Regions from separate parts of the Homo sapiens genome. Here region 2 is linked to region 1. A link is a loop called in an ENCODE intact Hi-C map of the cell type or tissue named here. Cell type or tissue: gastrocnemius medialis. All regions are shown on one strand. Links, peaks and the distances in the headings refer to the core of each region. The heading gives the core; the rest is flanking DNA.

Region 1 (8,490 bases), core at 386-8,385:
CTCCCACTCAGGTTTTGTAATTCCTGAGACCACAGGCCCCACTAGAAGGGAGCAGTCTGGGAACTCTGATCCCAGCAACCCAGGAACTCTGACCCCACTCCAGGCTGCCAAGGTCACCTTGGGGAGTTAATGGGGGAGCTCAGAGGCTGTAAGAGTGCCCCCTCCCCTCATCCACATCAGCTCCTCCTTCCTGCAGCTGTGCGTGCAGGAAACGCTCCTCCTCTGTGTCGCACACTATAACACCATTGCCATTCAATCAGCAGTCGCGTTAATTAAATATGAATTGATTGTAAGAGCAGTGCTTGAGATGTAGAAGTGATACACTTAGGCACCAGATAATTAACTCAAAACAACAGGCAATAAGCATGGAGCCCGGTAAATACAACAACCTGGCAGACATCATTTAGATTCTTTTTACCCCTTGACTTTGAGGTTCAGTAGTAGCTGCCAAGTTCTTATTGATTAGCAATCCGTTGAAAATTTATGGCAAGATGAAATTAACTGGCCACAGTGAGGAGTGAGTTTGACCCAGGCCAAGGTCCTGTGGCCTGGCTGAGTTGAGATTGGAAAGCAATGTGAAGGAAGCACCACCATGCAGACACCCTCGGGAGGCATCAACCCTCAAATGGCTTTTGTGGGGTCTCCATCCCTGCAGCTGGGAAGATGGCTGTGACCCACCAGCCCCAGGGGCAAATCTGACTGGAAACCTGCCACAGCCCCTTACTCTCCAGACATTTGAGGCCCTTCATGATGCACTTGGCCTCTCCCTATCCCCATCTTCCTCCATGCACCCACACTGTCTCAGCCTGGCCAGGGCTGGGCACACTCAAAGTAAACCCCTGGCCTATTTGCAGACCTGCTAGTCCCCAGACTCTCCACCAGGCCCAGGGAAAACGAGCCCCAGGGCCTGGAACCAACACATTAGTCAAGTGAGTTGCTAAAGTCTCACAGGGCATAACTTTGGGTCATTTCTGGTGCCCTTTCTTCTATCCCCAGCATGGATGGAGCCCAGATGGTGTTTGTCTCCTGGCTCCCATGATGTCTCACCTCCAGGGCCAGGTACCTCTGAGACCACAAAGACAAAGGCCTATATACACAGCTATTACAAGTTACTCAGAAACTGGAGTCAGCCTGGGAAGTCACTTGGAACCTCTTAGGCCTAAAAACTGCTGCTTTCCCTTCTCTTCCCACATATAATCCTTCATTGTCCACATAGATATGGTCAATACATTCCTGCAAACCCCATGACACCAAGTGACGGCATGTCTGGATGCCAGAGGTAGAGGCACCGGAATGCCATTGGAAGGGCTCTGGCACGGAAGTCAGAACTGGGAGTCAGTCCCAGCTCCACCACAGGGCTTGGGCAAGCCCCTTCTTCTCTTTGGGTCTTGGCATTTTCACAAGTGAATGAAAAGCATTTAACCAGATATCTCAGGTCTTTAAAACTCTATGAGTCTCTGAGGCAGTAATAGATAATAATAATAATAGTTAATGATAGTGTTGTTGTTAATACTGACAGTACTATGATGATGATGATGATGGAGAGGATGCTGATGGGAAAGATGATGATGATGGAAAAGATGAGGAGGATGGTGATGATGAACAGGATAATGATGACGATAATGATGGAGAGGATGATGATGATGATGGTGGTGATGGAGAGAATGATGACAAGGATGGGGATAATGGTGATGATGATGGTGGAGAAGATGATGATAAAGAGGATGATGATGGAGAGAATGATGATGAAGGAGAGAATGATGATGAACATGATGATGGAGATAATGATGATGGAAAGGATGATGATGGAGGTGATGATGACAGAGAGGATGATGACGATGATGATGGAAAAAATGATGATGATGAAGAAGATACTGATTATGGGGAAGATTATGATGATGGAGAGGATTATGATGGAGAAAATGATGTGATGGAGAGGATGATGATGATGATGGAGAAGATGACGATGAAGAAGAAGATAATGATTACGGGGAAGATTATGATGAAGAAGATTATGATGATGGAGAGGATGATGATGAAGAAGATAATGATTATGGGGAAGATTATGATGATGGAGAGGATTATGATGATGGAGAAGATGATGATGATGAAGAAGATAATGATTATAAAGATTATGATGATGGAGAAGATGATGATGGAGAAAATGAAGATGATGAGAGGATGATGACACCAAGTGATGGTGGAGCATATACCTTGCTTGGTGCTGCATTGGGTGCCTCACACACACCATCTCTCACAGCACAATAACTTATGCAAAAGAAGTTTTCTTGGTTTTATCTTCCGTATGAGAAAACTGAGGCACAGCAATATCAAGTGTCCTGGAAGGTCACACCATTTCAACCATGAAGGCAATAGAGCTCCAGAGGCCGCATGCCTCCTTCATCCTGGGCTTGGAACTATCCTGACGCATTAAGAACCCCCAGCCCCTCAGTCCTCCTCCTCTACTTAAGTTGGGCAGAAAGTGAAAAGCTCACCATCAGTTTTCCTGAAACTCATCTTTTGCTTTGCAATTTGGCCTGCTAGCTGCTTGAGGCCCATTTTTCTCTTGGCCTCAGATGCCTTTTATGTCATATCCATTTTCACTCTATCACATTTAGTTAAACATCCAAACTATGGATTCAGATGGGTAACTCCTGATCCTGGGAGGCTCTCTTGGTACCTTCCTACAACTGCAGTTTGATGTCTGGGGTGGCCAGAACTGCAACAGGACCTGAGTCCATGTAGGGTTGGGCAACAGCCAGGAAAACCACACTGTCACTCCCTGAAGACCCCCAGCTCATAGATACTGAGGGCAGAAGAGGGCTGGGTGGACCCTGACTCCAGGCTGAGACAAGAGAAGTTCAGACACCAGCCCTGGTCACTCAGCACAAAACCTCAGAGATGGGATGAGGAATCTGCTCCTCCAACTCCATGACCAGCCCTGTCCCCCAATAGGCACTGAGTGTTTGGGGAGGTGTCTGATCATGTCTATGTTCTCTCTGCCTGAGCCTAGCCTCATGCAGCCTCCTCTGATCTGCAGCCAGCATATCCTCTGCTCCCAAGACTGTGCCCAGCACAGCAGGGTGCTTAGTAAATATCCATATTTTAATACTATAGTCACCACGTTGTACAATAGATCTCTTGAACTTATTCCCCTTATATAACCGAAATTTTACATCCTTTGACCAACATCTCACCAACCCCCATACACATATTTTGTTTGTTTGTTATAGAGTTTCACTCTTTTCTCTAGGCTGGAGAAAAGCAGCACGATCTTGGCTCACTGCAACTTCTGCTCCCCGGGTTCAAGCCATTTTCCTGCCTCAGCCTCCAGAGTAGCTGGGATTACAGGCATGCACCACCACGCCTGGCTAATTTGGTATTTTTAGTAGAGACAGGGTTTCGCCATGTTAGCCAGGCTGGTCTCAAACTTCTGACTTCAGATGATCTACCTACCTCAGCCTCCCAAAGTGCTAAGATTTTAAGAATAATTAAGAATGAACAAGTCCTTCAATTAAAATGAAATTAATGTAATTGTCCTTTCAAAGATGACCCCCTGTCCTCTAAACAGGCAGCCCCAGATTCATAGCTGCCTGCTCTGGCATTTTCCCTTGGAGGTCTAAAACCCATCTTCAGCTTTCTTGTTTAAAACAGGGCTATTTCCTCCCTTGAACTGACTCTTCTCCCACCTTACCCAGCCCAGGGCACAGCTTCACCCCACCCCACACTGACCACAAGCCCTGGAGTCCCCTTGATCACTCCTGTCCTCTGCCCTCTGCCCTCTGCATCTGATCCATCCTGCAGCTCTTTGAGATACTCCTTCCAAAATGCATCCCACTCCGGTCATGTCCCTTCATCTCTGCCCACTGCCCAGTCCAGGCCTCTCATCTGGCCTGCCCACAGCTACAGCCTCCCTGACATCCCCTGCCCCCATCCCTGCCTGGTTCACAGGTGGAATCATGTTGCTCCTCTGCTTAAAAGTCAGCCATTGCCTCCGGCTAAACTTGGAATAAAACCCAAGCTTCTCACCCAGCCCTCACGGCCATGGGATCTGGCCTCACCTGCCTCTCAATCATTTGGCCCTACAGTTCCCTCTCCCAGGAGCTCCCTCCCCTGGCTTTTCTCATGCTGGTTCCTTCTCAGCCTCAGCTGTCAATTTCAACATTGTCTCCTCCAAATCATCTTCCCTGAGCACTGTGCTAAGGTCACCCTTCCCCCTGCACAGGGGTGTCCCTTCCCACCCTCGCTTCACCCTTGTCCCCTCTACTCTGTGCTTCTGGGTGGCAGCCCTTATCGGCTACATCAAGGGGCTCCTCATCCTCTGGCTTCAAGGTGAGTTTGGTTAACAGGGAGCCCCAGCAGGAGATCAAGGAAGGAGGAGGAGAGGAAGGTTGGGGTGTTTATCCCCTGACAAGGTCCTGCCCTGGGAAGAGCTAAGGCTAGCTTTCCTCAGACTGCAGCTTTCAGCTCCTGTTATCATGTGGTCCCTCCCCACCCAGCCCCCTGGCAGGGCTCCTCCACCCAGCTTTCTCCATCTCCGGGTTCCACTCATTGCTCCTCCCCGCACCCTCGCAAACCCAAGGGTGGTAATGGAGCCCTCTGTTGCCGGATGCCAGGAAACAGCACCATCTCCAGGATTTCCTTATGCCCTGCCCATGCCTTCGCCTTCTTGGTCTCTTTTTTACACTCTCCAAAAATTGCCTGACTTGACTGTGCCATCTCATCTGTCCCTTGCCACATCCCCACTGACACACTGCCCACCCTCCTCACTTCCGTCTCCTCACCCTGTCCAATTCCCCCACGGAACTTCTCACTTCCCAGCATGATTGCTTGTGTACTATCTGCATCCCCCACCAGAACACAAGCTCCATCTGAGACGGGGATTCATTGCATCATATGTCAGCGGAATAGAGAAAACACATGCTCACACCTCCTAACTCTGCTCAAACTCGCAGGGAAGCCCAGCCAATTCTGTGAAAGTTCATGGTGAAATCACATTGACTTTTAAATGCCTGCACACGGCATTTCCCAAACTGGGATCAGGCAACACTCATTTAGGAGGTGTTGGCAAGCAGTTGGCAACCTGATACCGACAGACCATATCTGCCAGGTTGTCCTCATTTCACCGAGCGCCTCTGACAATTTCATCTCCCGCTATCATGACCTCAAGTCTGTCCACTGGCCCCAGTCCAGACTGGGAAAGCCCTCATGCGCCAGCCCCTCTGAAGCCCAGGGAGTTCCAGCATGAGGCCTTTGCTCCATGGGCTTCATTTCACTGCTGTCTCCACACCCCTCAAAACCACGTGGGCCAAGGCAGAGCCAAGACTACATCAGCCATGGGTCAGGAGATCAAATCCTGGTCTCTGTTCTGTCACCAACTTACTATGTGACTTTGAGCAGGTTGAATTCCCACCCTGTACCTCGGTTTCCCCAAATTCTCCTGCTGTTCCTGCTGCCTGGAATTACCTTCCCAGTGAGCAGGTTGGATCATACATTCTCCTAGCACGTCCCTGCACTGGTGGTGAGACATTGCTCAGAGAGATTAAACTGGCATAGTTCCTGTTGATGGTCATCTTTCTTTAGAAGGTGAGAAAGGAGAAAAAAATGTCAGCTTGGCTATGACACATAACCACTATGATCAGACAGCAAAAGACCCAAGCTCGTGCTGGTCTCTGCTGGCCTGACTGCCAGCATGATTTAGTTCCCAGGGTAAGTAAACTCCTCCTTTCTGGATGAGATGAAGCCTTGAGACAATAAAAATGTGCCCCTCCTCCAATATGTAGGTGATAGTACCAGCTAAGCCAGAGAGGAGGGATGAGGCCCCTTCTTGATGACATAGCCTTTTGGGAGATGGACCAACAAGAAGGTGCTGAACCTGATGATGGGGAGCTGTGGGAATGGGAGAGCCAGCATCAGCCTCATGTTGCCACTGTCATCATGGCGTAGCCTCTGCTGTCCTGAGAGCTCTCTGTGGAGCAACTCACCTGACTCTCACAACAGCACCATGAGGAACTCAGGGTCAACACCATCACCATTTCCAGGTGAGAACAAGGTTTCAGGGCTATATCTCTTGCCCAAAGCCACAAGCTTGTAAGTGGCTATAAAAAGACCATGACAGCACCAAGCCCCAGCCAAGAGCTTGTTCTGTGTTTGCTGATTGATGCACTGACACCCGGTGTGGTCCTTACTGTTCCCTTTGCATCAAGCAACCAAGGACAAGGGCCCAGCCACCATGAGTCAGAGTCTAGGTGGGGCCACTGGCATCACACCTGTCACCTGGCTCACATATGTCACCTGGCACCTCCTGCCACCTGGCCCAGATCATGAGGACCAGTGTTTCAGAGCTAGGGAATGGAGAGTGTTTGGGGAAGGAAGCTAGGGAATGGGGAGTGAATGGGGAAGGAAAGGGGGTGACATTGCCTCCCCCTTCATCAAGAAGGCTGCTGTGAACTCCATTTTCATTCCCTTTTTTGGTGGGTCTGAGGTTCACACAGCCACAATCGTTCAGCCCTGTGGGTGGGTCAGGGCATATGGGATAAACTATTTTTCCTTGTCATGGGTCTGCCTACAGCAGCAGAATTGGATTCTAGATGATGTATGAAAAAGATACAGTCCAGGCGCGGTGGCTCATGCCTGTAACCTCAACACTTTGGGAGGCCAAGGTGGGTGGATCACTTGAGGCCAGGAGTTCAACCAGTCTGGGCAACATGGTGAAACCCCATCTGTACTACAAAATACAAAAATTAGCTGGGTGTGGTGGCAGGCGCCTGTAATCCCAGCTACTTGGGTGGCCGAGGCAGGAGAATTGCTGGAACCCGGGAGGCGGAGGTTGCAGTGAGCCAAGATCGTGCCACTGCACTCCAGGCTGGGTGACAGGGTGAGAAGGGGAGGGGAGGGGAGGGGAGGGGAGGGGAGGGGAGGGGAGGGGAGGGGAGGGGAGGGGAGGGAAGGGAAGGGGAGGGGAGGGAAGGGAAGGGAAGGGAAGGGAAGGGAGGAAGGAGGGAGGGAAGGAAGGAAAAGAAGGAAGGAAGGAAGGAAGGAGGAAAGAAAGAAAGAGAGAAAAAGAAAGAAAGAGAAAGAAAGAAAGAAAGAGAGAGAGAGAGAGAAAGAAAGAGAAAGAAAGAAAGAAAAAGAGAAGAAGGAGAAGGTACTGGATGTGCAGAGGTGCCACTGCTGCAGCACTGAAGACAAGAGCAGCAAGTCAAACCAGGAGGAACAGTGGCTGGGGCAGCTCCTGGATTTCAAAGGAGGAGCCAGCATCCAGTTCCATGGGGCCTGAGCTGGGCCGAGTGCTCCCTCCAGGGCAGGGAGAGCATCTGGCCAAGGTCAGGGGCCAGTCGCTGGTTGTGGACAAGTGGGGCCGCCTCCAGTGTCTGCCCCTCCAAGAGTTTCTGCCGTGGAAGTCAGTCGGTTTCCCCAGTGAATAATCAGGACACCATCAAGACAAGATCATGGGACACATGTGAGGAACAGAAGCTCAGTGTTCCTCCCCCACACGCCCACATGAGCTAGCCCAGCGCTAATGCTGCTCTGCCCTAGACCAGCCAGGCCTGGGGTGAGCCGCTGGTGTGAGGGGCATCAGGAATGGGGGCCGCTTATGCAGAGGGATTCTGAAGCCGCATAGAAAGCTTACCCTGGGGGGAAATAAAAAAAGGAAGTTAACCCATCATCTTACAACTGAGCCCCAAATTCTGCTGAAGAAGAAAGAGGAGGAGGAGGGAAAGAAAGAGTAGGAGGAAGGGGAGGAGGAGGATAAGAAAGAGGGGGAGAGAGAGGAAGAGAAGGAAGGGAAGGAGGAAGAGGAAGAGGAGGAAAGGGAGGAGGAGGAGGAAGAGAAACAGGAAGAGGAACAGAGGGAAGAAGAAGAGGAGGAGGAAATTCTCTGATGTGTGCCCCATGATGGTTTATGAAGTGCTTTCTCTTTGAAACCCCATGTGGCCCCCACAACCCTCTTTGAACCACGTGAGGCAGAATCCTAGGAGGAAACTGAGGACCAGGGAGGTCCGCACAGTTAGTAGGAGGCACAGCTGGGACTGGAGCCCAGGCCTCCGGACCCCCAGTTGAAGGTTTAATCTCATGAAGCCACAAAGAGTCACAAAGCTCTTTCACAGCCATGTGCTAGCCCCACCCCAGAACAGAGGCCCATCTCCCTGAGTGGTAGAGGAGGCATTCCCAGGGAGGGGGAGGAGAGAGGGAACTCCTGGGTCTGTGTGTCTGCGAGCCCCCGCCCAGCTTCCACACATAGCACAGGCCCTGGCAGGCTAGTGAGGGTGCAGGTGAATGAGGCTTAAATGGGAGTCCATCAGGATCCTTGGGCATAGCACCAGGCAGAGGCAGGAGCCGAGAGGGGAGTGAGTGGACAGGAGCCACTGTGGCATCAGATTCAAGTGTGTCCATCAGTCCCAAACAGTATTAGAGACCTGCCAGAGCCAGCCACGTGTCCCCGCCCAGCTCGGGACATTTCAGGCTCCAGCAGTGACAACTGCTCTG
Region 2 (8,490 bases), core at 277-8,276, 110 kb before region 1:
TTTACATTTTGGCTGGGAGAGATCATGAGAAGAACATGGAGCCGCTGGCTCAGAACAGGCCTAAGGAGCAGCCCCAGAACCCACGGAAGCCTGAAGCAGAGCCCCCCACCCTAGGCCATGGGCCATGGACTCATGAGACAGAAAGAGAAGCATTTGCTTCTAAAAGCCCCGAGACATTCAGCTTGTTACAGAGAACAAGTCAAAAAGAAAGATGAAAATCTAATACAGTCACCCAAGCAGATTTCAGCATGGAATCCTTTTTTGGGAAGCACCTGTCAGCATCTTTTAGAACGCAGCATCCCTCAGAGCCTGCTGCTCTGGGCAGCACAGATTATCCTCCTTCCCAGCCTGCAAAAAATAAAGGGACCACATTGGCAACAGGGGAGAGACCTCTGCCCACCCAGATGCTGCAGATCCTCATCTCTTGCTCCACCTCCCTAGTTACTCCAAGCACACATAGTGGGCACCCACATGCTCAGGTGTCATCCTCAGCCATCCTCTCTGCCCTCTTTGTGGACTGCCCACCCCAACAGGCCATCAGTAGGGCCTCCTGCCTCTGCCACCGGTGCTGGTGTCCTGGATCCTGCACCTCTGCTGAGGGCTGGGCATGGAATTTCTGCACTGTGCTCATCCTAAAACCCTAGAAGGCCCAGGCTATGCTGGATCCGTGGCCTGCTCTGGGGAGAATGTCCCACCTCTTGACCCTGGGTTATACCTGGCCCCCTAAGCAGCACTGCCTGAGTCCTGAGCCTCACACAGAGCCTCCTGAATATGGCAATGCTTCGGGCCTGCACACTTCTCCCCTGGAAACTGGAAACCCCGCCCTGAGGTAGGGGATGGAAGGAGCCTGGTGCATGCGTCCCCTTCCTCAGAATCATTTTTGTTTTTATCCCCAGGTGCCTGTTTTCTAAAATAAAGCCCTCTCTTCTCCTGTAACCCATTGCATTTAACTCACGCCAATAGACACTTATGGGAGGAATGACACCTTATGCTGCATACCACAAGAACCTAAGCCACCCTCCAAACCACAGGGGTCATTCTGGAAACCAAGGCATATCTGTGAACAGGCAGGGTGTTCAGCATCAGAGAGGGGAGCAGGGGCTTCTCCGTGAGCCAGGAGGCAGGAAGAGACCTGCCCGAAGCTCAGCAGGACAGGGCCAGGCACAGCCGGGTAGCTGCTGGAAACACAGACAGGACCCGCTACTGGCCCAGCTCCCGATATGGCAGACCACGATCTCATCCACTGCTCACAGCAGCCCCGTGAGGCAAGCATCATGACCCAAGGTGTACATGGGGAAACTGAGGTTCAGAGGTTTCTCTGTATGAGAAACAAAGGCTCAGAGAGGTTAGGCAGCCTGCCCAAGGACACACAGCATCAGCAGGTACTCCTGACTGGGGAGCACTGAGTTCACCTCTCCTTCGACAGACAGGGGAGCTTCCCCCCACTCCCTACCTGGAGCCCATAGACCTTTGATAATGCCAGGGCTGCCTCTGAGTCTCAACTCACCCCTTGATTTCTTGCACCCCACACTGTACACTAGGCTTCCTGTTTTACACCTATCATCTCATCTCATTTTTACAATGGCCCCATCTTATTAATTGTTCAGAGAGGTTTGGTGACTTGGCCAAGGTCCCACAAGAAGTGGAAAGTACAGGACTTGTGCTTTGATTTTTTTTCCCATTGCACCAGACAAGGTGACTCACCCCCCGCCCCCCTTGGGTTGGCAAGGTGTTCTTTCCAGAATAACTGCCAAGATCCCCCTCCCTGCCTGCCCCAAACCATGACCAACTCTCCTTTGGAACTGGCCATCCAATCAGAGGTTCCCAGGCTTCCCTGTTTATATCAGCAGTAAATATGAGGCTGGGGAGAGAGAAAAGCCAGCCCACCATGGAGAGAGGGAGCAAACACAAGAGGGATGGGGTAAGAGAGGCCAGCTGCAGAGAGAGAAGAGTGGAGAGAGGAGAGAGTCACACAGAGAGGGGGGAACAAAACCAAGGAGAACAAGACACCAAGAGGATAACAGAGGCAGCAAAATACATTAAAAAAAACACAAAACACATACACGTGTGTGCACACGAACACACATGGACGAGAAAGAGAACCTTTGGGAAAGGCTCTAAAAATGAGTGTGATGGAGGCACCCACCCAGGGAGTGAGAAACACACACACACACACACACACACACACACACACACACCACGCAGAGCCCCGACGCAAACCCTGACAGAGATGGAGGGAGACAGATACAATTCAGACAGACGGTGGGGAAAAATGGAGTGTAGAGCAGAGAGGGAAAAAAGACACAGATAGCAAGACAGAAAAAAGATAGGGAGAGATTAATATACACACAAATTGCGATGGGGAGAGGAAGCAGAGAAGCCATAGACGCTGGAGCATCAGGGCTGGGAGCTCGCACCTTCCCCTCCCCACCTCCCGCTCCGCTTCATCACCAACTGCCTCTGCTCACAGCAGCCTGAAATGTAAGCCCTGAGTGGAGAAGTTAATTCTCCCAAGTCCAGCCGCCAAGACGCACTCTGCATTCCACCCGCGTGCCCTTAGTGACACAGAGGCGGAGGGGGATCCATCTGCACCTAGCACAGGTTACTTCTCTTTTCTTAGCTTTGAACCAGATGCACTGATGGAAGGAGAGAGACCTGCCCAGCATTTGATCATCAAGCCTACGCCCAGAGCCACTTAGGCAGCTAATCGCTGAGCCATGAGCGGCCGGAGGTGGGCACAACCCAAAGCCTCTCAAGCACCCCCAGGGTGCCCACCAGGGACAAGATGCAGCCTCTGCACTAGGGACCCCCACATGGGGGGGCGACAGTCCTGGGTCCACATGACCCTTACTTGCTCCTGCCTCTGGTGAGTCTCCTGTCCTGACACCTCTAAGCCTCCACATCCATCTCTATGAAATGGGATCGTATTCCTGCAGCCGGGTCAGCTGAGTTGGAGGAGAGTTGCTGACTCCTCTTCAGTGGTGAAAGGAAATGAAGAAAAGAAATTTGTCTCATCCTGGGGAAGGCCCCAAACCTCATCCCCAGGAGGTCTGCCTGCCTGGCATTTTACAAGGCAGTGGGCCTCTTGGAGGCAGGGAGCCGAGATCAAAAGTACATCAGACATTGCACCAGACAAGGTGACTTGCCCCCCACCCCCCTTGGATTGGCAAGGTGTTCTTTCCAGAATAACTGCCAAGATCCCCCTCCCCAGTTCTCTCTTTGCCACTATTGTGGCTCTGGAGAAAAGATTAGAAAGGCAGTGCTAATTTAATTTGCCAGAATGAATAAAGATAAGACAGTGACTCAGGGTGATGAAGTGCTGGGAGCCCATAATTCACATGCCTGATAGCCCACGTTGGAGCTGATTCAGCCAGGACAGCCTCGGTTTACTGTCTCTGTCGCTGAGGAAGGCTGGCTTCCCCGCCTAGGCAGTGGGTGTGAGAGGCTTATAAATGGGCAAATGAGTTTAAGGGGAGGAAGGAGCGGAGATCTGTGGGTCCTTCTAGTGCCCATGGCTGCCACCAGGATGTGGGGAGGGAGCACTCAGATCATTCATTCATGATCACGCAGCACTCATTCACTCATTCATGATCATTTTACCAAGCAGCCCCCTGGGCCTGGAGTGGGGCATAAGTGGAGGGTGTTTTGGGATCCATCATTAAATCCAAAGGCCATCTGGCCAGGCTGCATCAGGGATACCTGGGCACCGGGATTACCTGTGTCCACGAGGGCACATGCATCACTGCACATGGGAATTTGTGTCATCAGTGAAACAGGAGTGCATTCTCAATGCCCATGGGCAGGGCTTGTTGGTGTGGGGACACCTAGATATACACAGGGCTCGCTCATCAGCATATGCAGGGCTCTGACATGCTCTGCTGCTTACTAGCTGTGTGAACTGGGGGGAGCTTTTTTTTTTTTTTTTGAGACAGAGTCTTGCTCTGTCGCTCAGGCTGGAGTGCAGTGGCACAATCTCGGCTCACTGCAAGCTCCGCCTCCCGGGTTCACGCCATTCTCCTGCCTCAGCCTCCCGAGTAGCTGGGACTACAGGCGCCCACCACCATGCCCGGCTAATTTTTTGTATTTTTAGTAGAGACGGGGTTTCACAGTGTTAGCCAGGATGGTCTCAATCTCCTGACCTCGTGATCCGCCCACCTCGGCCTCCCAAAGTGTTGAGATTACAGGCGTGAGCCACCACACCCGACCACTGGGGGGAGCTTATTACTTCTCTAAGCCTCAATGTCTGTAGAGTAAGGATAGTCATAGCACCCACTTTACAGAGTTCTGGTGAGGACTAAGAGAGTGCCTGAAAGAACCCAGCTCGGCATCCGGCCCACAGGAAGGGCTCCATGATCATGAGTTATGACCCATGTTATTTCATGATGATCATGTGAATTCTTCTTCCTGGGTGCGCGTGGAAGGTGGGCCCACTGGGCTGGTTCATGCACTTCATGGAGAGTTGCTCTTATGGCCACAGGGGAGACCTTCCTGTCACGTCCCAGGTGCTCTTTCTTCCTCCTTTGTGGCTGAGACAATGAGGGCTTGGTGCCTGGCTGGGAGGGAAGGAAAGAAGGTGGAGAGCCAGCCTCTCCTTCAGGGCCAGGAAATTTGGACTTTATGGAAAGCTGGCAGTCTGCTTTGATGGAACTGAAGGCAATTTGCAGCAACACAAAAGGGTGCATTAGAGAGGGAGGGCTGGGAGCCCCAGAAATGAGAGGCTGGAGGCTGGAAAAGAAGGGGATGAAAATGGCCCAGAGAACAGCAATTTAAATGCAACCAAAGCATGAATACTTCTGCCAGGGACCGGGGTTTCCATTCACATGGAATGAAGGACCCACGATGCAGGTGCCTTGTCTGGCTGATGGAGCAGGGGAAGGAAATCCCCACAGGGGCCAAGCCTCGGTGGGCTGGGTTTTCATTTCTTTTGTTGTGTAGTCTAAAGTAGGAACCACTGGACCTTCTTGTAATGCCTTGTGCTTGGAGCTGGGGTGCAGATTGGTGTGAAGACTCTTGGGGTTGAGGATGGAGTGGAGAGGGCAGATCTGAGTCACAGTCAATGACAGGAGGGCTCTAGTGGGAAGGAGGGAGAGGGCAGAGCTGAGTCACAGTCAATGACAGGAGGTCTCTAGTGGGAAGGAGGGGGGATTGGCAGCTCCAAAGCATGGTAGCCTGGACCTCAGGCCTCTCTCGGGCTCTCTTGTGAGCTCCCTGAACTTCCAGCGGCCCAGGCCGTCCTGGATTACAGAAATGTAGTGGAACCCCTCATCCAGGGCTCAGGTGCTCCCAGAGAATTGAGGCTAGGAATGGCCCTTGAGTTAACCCACCATATAACCTTATAGTCAGAGAGGTCTGGGGCAGCAAGGGAAGAGGGGCTGGGGGAGTTACTGTCCAAGATCACACAGTAAGTCAAGGCCTAAGCTGGACACAACCCCAGGCAGCCCACAAAGAATAAATAACTCTTTCTCTCCCATCACCTCTGTCCCCTGACCAGGGCATCATGCCTCTGGACAACATGGTACCCCAGGTCCAACTCTTAAGCTGTGTGTGGCCACTGCAGTGGAGTGCGCTGTCTCTGGGAGCACCTGTTAAAGCTCACACTGCCTGGAAGGAGTGAACCAGCCTCTCTCCCATCAGCCCAGCAGCAGGGACTCCTCTCAGACCAGGCAGAGATGCTGCAGTAATGGTGGGTGAGCCCAGCAAGGGGCCTGGAAGCAGAGCAAGCCCAGGAGGGGGCTGGACAGCAGCACCAGGGTGAGGGGTGGGTGGGAGCCTGAGTGCTGGCAGGCACAGGAAGGAGAGAGGGGCAGGGTGCTCGGGAAATGCTGTGTCCCAGGGGCCACTCTGCAGGGAAGAGCCCCTGGGTGTCGCGTGAGTGGAGGGAATTGGACCCTCCTCCAAGCACAGGATTCCATGGCCCTGGGCGGCCAGTGACCTCACTGCTCTGAGCCAGGGGTGGGGATAAGAATGCCCCCTCCCAGGACTGCAGTAGGGAGTGAGATAACCTTTACCAGGTAACATGCTCAGCCCAGCGCCTGATAGACGGGCTCCCTCCCCAGTCCCCAGTCAGGACACCCCAGGGGTCAGGACTGTGGGCTCCACAGTCCCACATCTGGGATTGGTGTCCCGCTTCACTGCCTGCTGGATGTGTGACCCCGGGCAGGTTCCTCCCCCTCCCTTAGCCTCAATTTCCTCTTTCATGAAATGATGCATTGCCCTCCAACTCTTGGTTATTCTTTGTGAAGTGTCTAACACCGGCACAGAAGACTCACCTGATCAAAGGCAGCAGGCATCACCCTGAGCTGGGGGTCTAGAGTGACCTTTTAGACAGTGAAGTCTGGACCCATGGAGGGGTTATCATTTCCACAGCTCTCATTCGCTCTGCCTGTCCCTTCCAGAATCCCAAATGTTTCAGCCATTTTCTGTGGCTGAAACAGAACATTGTAGGCTGAGTAATTTATCCACAATAGAGGTTTATTCGGTTCATGGTTCTGGAGGCTGGGGAGTCCAAGACTGAGGGGCTGCACTAGGTGAGGGCCTTTTTGCTGTGTCATAATGTGGCATAGGGCATCACATGGTGAGAGAGTGCGTGAGAGAGGGTAAGAAGGGGCTTACTTTGTTTTTATAGTAGACCCACTCCCACCATAATGACATGAATTCATTTCACATTCATCCATTAATCACTGAAAGATCACACATCTCCACACTGTTGCATGAGGGATTACGTTTCCAACACAAGGAACTTTGGGAAACACACTCAAGCCATAGCACGGTCCTCCGCTGTCCCTCTCCCGCCCTCACCATCTCGGGTCTCTCTGTCGGGCTTTGACAGAGCAGGTCTGGCCTGAACTCAGTCTGCAGAAGTAGATTCTCCATGTGCATGAAAATTGCCCATTTACTTTGAGAATCCCATAGAAATCGTTCTCCTCCTCCGCCTGCTCTTCTCCTCCACCCGTTAACGATGGGACACTGGCATGCTAGCATTCTTCCTTTCTGCCTTTATGAGCAAATATGTGATAAGAGGCTCATCGCTGACTCTTTGACAAAATGCAGCATTTTCTTTTAAGCTACATTATGTTAAGAGCAGAATTTCCTCTCTACTAGCTGATAACCTTTTCTGTTTCTTTTCTTTTAAATGAGAGCATCTCTTGTTCATTCTTGTGGAAGATCTGTTAAGGGAGATAAATTGAGAAAAGTCGTGAACTCCTGAAAAGATACAGCTTTTTAAAAAGAATTCATTTGCAGCATGAAATCTACCGAGTGAGTGTGTAAACCATGGAGTCATTACAATGTGGTGGAATTGCTTTGCTTTGAATTGAGTTGTGGCTCTGTCTGTAAGTACCTGCTCCTTTCACTGTTTCAAGCTGGGATACTCAGAGAAGCGTGCAGACCTGGCTGGGTCTGTCAGCCCTGCCTTGGCCCCGTGTGGTAATCAGGTAAACTCCCACCTGTGCCCTCTCACCTGGACGGTGGAGGAGTCTGAGGGAGGCCTCAATTCTGAATGCTCCCTGAATTCCCCATCTGCTTGAGCCCAGACCCTACTCTGGTCAACTCTGTCCCTTAGTAAAGTAACCAACCATTTCCAGTTGGCAGGGACCGAGTGCATTCTTGGTATGAGGCACTTCCAGCGCTGAAACCAGAGAAGTCCCAGGCCACGAGGATGACTTGGTCACCCTGTTCTTTGTGGCTCCTTACATTACTACCAGTGAGCCAAGACCTGTGAGGAGAGGCAGGCGAGGCCTCCATGCCCTGCCCTGAGGGACCAGCCGTGGTGCTGGTGTTCGCTGATGTGCACAGAAGAGCAGGGCTCCTTAGGGAGGCGTGGCTGGAGAAGGTGACAGAGCCTCACAGCTGGGTTCATGGGGTTCTGTCCTCTTTCTGCACTGTCTCATTTACTCCTCACAGTCAGTGTCAGGTGACAACACTGAGGCTCAGCTCGGAGGCATCACAGTGACTCATACCAGTCATCACAGTGCAGTGGCATTGTTTTGCTTTGAATGGAACTGTAGCTCTGTCTCCAAGCACCGCTTCTGCTTGTGCACCCCATCTCTGTCTCCCAGACCAGGGCACCTCCAGAGCTCAGCGGAACTGCAGGAGCCCATGCCACGTGCAGGAGTGGAGGCAGAAGCTGGCAGGGGCTGGGTGAGTGGGGCAAGGTCCTAGTCACTTCACTCAGACCTCTAGTGTCCAGCACAGACCTTGGCACAGACATGGGTGCCTTGCAGTGTGCCCTGGTGAAGGGGCCTAGGTGGGGAAGGGGAGGCCCCTCCTCCTTGGCCAGTCTCTCTAGGTCCCAGACTCCCTCACTGCCTCCAACCACACAGAGGCTTCAGCTCCCCACCTGGGCCTGCTTGGGGTTTGACAAGCACCAAAAGTTCCACTTCAAAATTCATAGAATCACAGCATCCAAGGCAGAGGGGCCTTTATCTTGGCTCTGACCGCGAGCCTGCTGTGGCAGGGCCCGGTTTGTGGGCGTGCATGTCTGCAGCCAGC

Evidence for each region. Peaks named below come from ENCODE experiments on the same cell type or tissue, not always from the same donor. Only the 100,000 strongest peaks of a DNase experiment are listed, where the experiment ranks them.
Region 2: a loop joins it to region 1, with 8 times the contacts of the local background. A loop is called at or near these places in 3 of 110 quality-filtered maps.

The regions. Positions count from the first base shown.
Region 1 is chr1:30,517,635-30,526,124 of GRCh38, forward strand. No RefSeq gene overlaps it. Among named protein-coding and RNA genes, the nearest start is that of MATN1-AS1, 200 kb to the right of the region's middle. In gastrocnemius medialis, for the core only: a CTCF peak has its summit at 4,664; DNase peaks (open chromatin) are centred at 4,947, 5,667, 6,207, 7,507 and 1 weaker place; H3K27ac peaks cover 4,627 bases.
Region 2 is chr1:30,404,655-30,413,144 of GRCh38, forward strand. No RefSeq gene overlaps it. Among named protein-coding and RNA genes, the nearest start is that of MATN1-AS1, 310 kb to the right of the region's middle. RefSeq lists enhancers at 7,630-8,131, 8,132-8,490. In gastrocnemius medialis, for the core only: no CTCF peak of the experiment used is centred there; a DNase peak (open chromatin) is centred at 7,727.